Regions from separate parts of the Homo sapiens genome. Here region 2 is linked to region 1. The links are chromatin loops, found by intact Hi-C in ENCODE. Cell type or tissue: endothelial cell of umbilical vein. All regions are shown on one strand.

What was found. Hi-C counts contacts between places; a loop is a spot of excess contacts. Peaks named below come from ENCODE experiments on the same cell type or tissue, not always from the same donor. Only the 100,000 strongest peaks of a DNase experiment are listed, where the experiment ranks them.
Region 2: it touches region 1 in a loop (14-fold over the local background); 2 of 110 quality-filtered maps call a loop at or near these places.

What each region holds. Positions count from the first base shown.
Region 1 is chrX:7,924,845-7,927,344 of GRCh38, forward strand. It overlaps PNPLA4 (patatin like domain 4, phospholipase and triacylglycerol lipase), which reads right to left. Exons shown (of 7, transcript NM_004650.3): 1 at 2,442-2,500; 2 at 1,096-1,288. The coding sequence starts at 1,275. Among named protein-coding and RNA genes, the nearest start is that of PNPLA4, 1.3 kb to the right of the region's middle. RefSeq lists a silencer at 1,004-1,298 and enhancers at 1,275-1,324, 1,987-2,216, 2,447-2,500. In endothelial cell of umbilical vein, a CTCF peak has its summit at 1,238 (motif pointing left); a DNase peak (open chromatin) is centred at 1,207; H3K4me3 peaks cover 598 bases; H3K27ac peaks cover 452 bases.
Region 2 is chrX:7,191,857-7,194,356 of GRCh38, forward strand. The region is part of intron 2 of STS (steroid sulfatase); the gene reads left to right. Among named protein-coding and RNA genes, the nearest start is that of PUDP, 45 kb to the left of the region's middle. In endothelial cell of umbilical vein, no CTCF peak of the experiment used is centred here; no DNase peak of the experiment used is centred here.

The DNA of each region.
Region 1 (2,500 bases):
TTTGCCACAGCTCAAGAAAAGACTGCAGTAAAAAGGAAGAAGTGACACCCTGAAAGCCCTCTGCTTCAAAAACGAAACACAGTTATGGGAAGGAGGTAGCTTGTAATTCAAAGCTTATGAATCTGCTAGTTTAGGGGGAATTTTCCGACCTCATTTATACCTTGCATGGCTTAAGGTTCTGGTCCTGTTTAATCTCTGCAGTTTTTAAATCACTTTTCTAGTTCCCTGTAAATCAACCATATAAAGACAGGAAGATAGGTGGATTTCTGAATGATTGGCCTCAAATCTAGCTTCCCTTTGATAAGCAGCTCACAAAAGATCTGAAATGAGATTCTGATGTTTAACATTGCATAGTTTTGGAATTTTAAATGTGACTGAAATTCATTCTTGGGTATGAGGGTGTTAAATTGTTATTTCATTATTGTTCAAAGCTGCTAGAGTACGTAATGATTAACAAATATAATATTCTCCAACTACGGAATCCAGCTCTCACAGTCAGCAAATGATTGATCACTGTCTGGATAGCAGAAAACAGATTTTAAAACATAGATTGCATTAAATAAAGTACTTAATGAATAATTATTTGTATTACTTCTGGATAAATTGCTTGGAACTCAGAGCTTCCTCTTACTGTGAGAATTAAAAAAGAATTAAATTCCTATACCATTCCACTTAATAGAAACTGCATGCCCACATTTTAATTTATGTATCTATTTCTAAGTAGCAGTGAGGTAAGACTTGTTGCCCACATGTTCAAGGCCTTGAAAACAGGCCCCATGCTCTTCTCATGATCATAGAAAGAAGAAATATCCTTTGCTTGAAAGGAACAGAGCTGGAATCTTAAGGATAAATAAAAACTCAAGAGTAATATAAGTCATTTTATTTCCTTATTTCACTATCACCCAAAATAATCTTTTCCACAACCAGAGCACAGATCCCTAATAATTACATCTTAAGAGAAAAGTCCTAATCCTTTCTGTTTCCAAGCAAACGATTATTTCTCTGCAGTGTTAACTTAGTAGAGTCAATGCTGGTGTTTGCCTTTGGGTCTTAATTTCTTGATGAGGAACACAGCCTAAGTTACTACTTAATTACCTCTATTTTTTCTGGTGCTGTTAGCAGAACAGAAGCAACCAACGATCCCGCAGACGCCCCAGCGAAGGCTTTGACATCCTTCACAAGTTTTTTGCCATGTCTGCAAAGTGCAGATGCTGCCCCCAAGTGGTAAATGCCCAGAAATCCACACGCTGCAAATGATAGGTTGATGTGCTTCATTCTAGCTGTAGCACTGGCAATACAAAAAACAAAAATGCTGTAAGTTGGAATAGTTTATCCCACATACTGTGTAGTCTTATGTTGATCATCGTTCCAAGGCTTTCTTCTAACATCATTCTCTGTTTTAAGCACAGTGGTTTCAATTAATTCTAATTAAACACAAGAATCTTTCAAGGAAACCCTTTCTTTCCCTCCTCACCTTGACCCAAGTCTTATACATTAAAACAAAACAAAACAAAAACATTCCACATTTATTCGGTACATAGATTATGAATCTACGATTTAATTACTTGGCAGGAAACAGACGTATAAATTCCAGTTGACAAGGGCATTTGGTCTTTTCTCTTGACCCTTTGAAACGTTTTGCGGGTGGGGGCGGCACTACCATTATGAAACAGAAAATTATTAGAGACCGTATCAAATTCCAAATGAACAATACATTTGTTCTTGGTAAGTGTATCAGAAGATTTCAAATACAGTTCCCTACTCCCCTTCCCAATTTCTATTGTGAGCACCCATGCTTTTATGAACGCCAATACAATTACTCAGTAACGCAATAAGCAATCACTCAACAATGCAATACATTTCTTTGCCAAGTATCTCAACACAAACTGAGGTCATGCCTGGTGAAGGCAATTTAAGGCTCTATGAAATGTCAGCCACGCCACTTTATACTTGGAACACATCTAAATACAAAATTACATGTTTTCCTATGCCTCAGTGCGCACAATTTGCCCAAGTGAATGAAATTGTGCCTCCACAAGGCTGTCCATTCTGAAGGTCTCAGGGTTTCCTTGGGGGCCCAAGGGCCCCATTCAGGGACCCCAAGATGAGGCACATTACAGGGCCTCGAATTTAGGGACCTAAGACCGCCTGTTCCTGATGCACCCGGCCAGGCCCTGTGAGGGCAGGTGGCTCGGCCGCCGCAGGCTGCGCTGGCGTCCGCGTAGGCTGAGTCCCAGTCATCGATCCGGGGTCAAGCCCCAGTTTTGATTCCACTTCTGCAAATGGGGACGGGAAGGGGGTTGGGTGTGTAGCAACCAGGCGGCCAGGCCCAGCCAGCACAGGCTCAGTGCCCTCCCGCGGCTTGGAGGCCGGCAGGGCCGGGGTGGTCCCCGCATCAGTCCCGCAGGAGCACACCCTTGCTGGGCCCCAGGGCTCCGTACCAATGCAGCCCCGGGACACTTCCGTGTTGAACGAGTCCCTTTAACCAGATGGCGGGGCC
Region 2 (2,500 bases), 730 kb before region 1:
GCATGGTCCCTGCCTGCAGGAAGAGCTCTTTTCGCTGATGGGAGGTGAGTGTGCATGGTGCAAGTCTTTAGGGTGGATGAGGGAAACATAGTTTTAAAAGCCCCTGCAGGGAAGAATCCCTGTTATTTTACACCTGTTCTTGGACATGTCTGGACCACTATGGCACTATGCTATCAGAACACCAGGGGGCACAATATTTGGCCATTCAGAGCATTTATGGTCCCCCATAGCAGCTGGCTCAAAGAAATGGGCAGGAAGATACTTTTGGAGGAGATATTTGGTTCAAATAAGTGTGAAGAGACTCCCAAAGTCAGAGACCCTGGGGCTGGGGATTCCATCCCACCCCATGCTGGCAGTGTGTTCCCAGGAGAACGTTTCACCTCTTCCTGCCTTAGTTTCCTCCTTTGTAAAAAGCGACTTAAAGATGCTGGGCCCGGTGGCTCAGGCCTGTAATCGCGGCACTTTGGGAGGCCGAGGCGGGCAGATCGCCTGAGGTCAGGAGTTTGGGACCAGCCTGGCCAACATGGTAAAACCCCATTTCTACTAAAAATACAAAGATTAGCCCGGCATTGTGCCATGCACCTGTAGTACCAGCTACTTGGGAGGCTGAGGCAGGATAATCGCTTGAACCCCGGGGGCAGAGGTTGCAGTGAGCTGAGATTGTGCCACTGCACTCCAGCCTGGGCTACAGAGCAAGACTCCATCTCAAAAAAAAAAAAAAATAGATGAACGGCAGTTTCATAGGGTGCTTATGAAACGTAAAAGATGACCTCTGTTTTGGGAAAAATGTGGTGAAGACCTGGATGATCCTGCCAGCCAGGGAGATGGGAGCTGAAAGCGGGCTTGCAGGGTGATTTAATGATTTTCAGAAGGCAGCTTCGGGGGTTACGGATGGTAGTAGTTATGTGTCAGGGTAGACTTTGCCCTTCAGAGAGAATTTGGTAAAGTTTGGAGACATTTTTGGTCGTCAGAACTTTGGAGTGGGGTGCATGTAGTGGGTGGAGGCCAGGCGTGCCGCTAACCATCCCACGGTGCACCCACAGTTCCTCACAAATCCGAAATGTCGTGCTGAGGGCGACAAACCCTGCTCACTGCAACAAGAGGCTTTAACTTAATCTTCTCTTTCTTCCTAGAATAGTCAATGGTCTTTTACTTTGAGGGATATGAGTCAGAATAAGAATTAAAGAGAACAAAAGGACAATGACCTTTTAGGATTTTTCTTTCTATTAAATTTAAACCCCATAACAGAGGATTCTCCGTCTGAAAGCAACATCCGTGGAGGCTTAAAGCCTCAGCTTATATTCATTCCTAACACTTAGCAGCTTAACAGATTCATTTTCCATTGTGATTTCTGTAATTTGTTCTTTAAAAGGATTGTGTGTTCCTTTTTCTGTTTCAGAAACAAACTTTTTGGGCATTTTCAAGAATAATTTATTTTCTAAAGTTATTGATAATACACGGGCTGGCATGAATTTCTGACCTCGCTTTCAAAGTCTTTAGCACCAGCTAAGTAGGGTTTTTTGTTGTTGTTGTTGTTGTTGTTTATTTAATTTCTTTGGAAACTGTACATTTTGCAGGGAAATGCTTTAAGTACCTTTTTTTTTTTTCGGTCATTTTAGTCTACGGGAGAGATTGACATTCCCTAGATCCAGCTAGAAGGGCTCTGAAAAAAATGACAGATGCAGTAGCTAATTAAAAATATGCAGCTGAAAGGGTTCATGATTAATTCATGATAAACGAATACAGCATTCATTATCCTTTCCTAATGTTCTCAGATAAAGTGGGAGTGTTGCAGTGGGGGTTAAAATATTTGTTCTAAATATCTAGTAACAGTGTCCATTCTATCTTACTAGCATAAAGCCATCCTCATAGAGGTATTTTAATGTGCTTCACAATTCAGAATTCAGGGTTCTTACATACAGAGTATTAAACTCTCTCCCTCCCATAAATGGATGAAGACTTTGGGGATTGTCAGGAGAACACTTATATTGTCTGTAGTTTTCCTGATTTGTTCTCCTCCAAGGAAAAGGTTTAGTAATAGGAAAATATTATTATTATTTTTTTTGAGACAGACTCTCACTCTGTCGTCCAGGCTGGAAGTGCAGTGGCACAATCTCAGCTCACTGCAACCTCCACCTCCCGGGTCCAAGTGATTCTTCTGCCTCAGCCTCCTGAGTAGCTGGGACTACAGGCAAGCGCCACCACGCCCGGCTAATTTTTGTATTTTTAGTGGAGATGGGGTTTCACCATATTGGCCAGGCTGGTCTCGAACTCCTGACCTCGTGTGGAGGCTGGGATTTTTAAGGACAGTTTGGCGGGCAAGAGGCTAGAGAATGGGAAAGGCTGATTGGCACCATCAGCAAAGAAATCACAGAGTTATCAAAACTGTCGTTGTGTGCCGAGTCAGTTCCTGCATGGGGGTCACTGGTCCAGTGACGTCACTTGTTCCACCAGAATGCAAAATCTGAAAAATATTTTACATACCAGTCTTAGGTTTTAC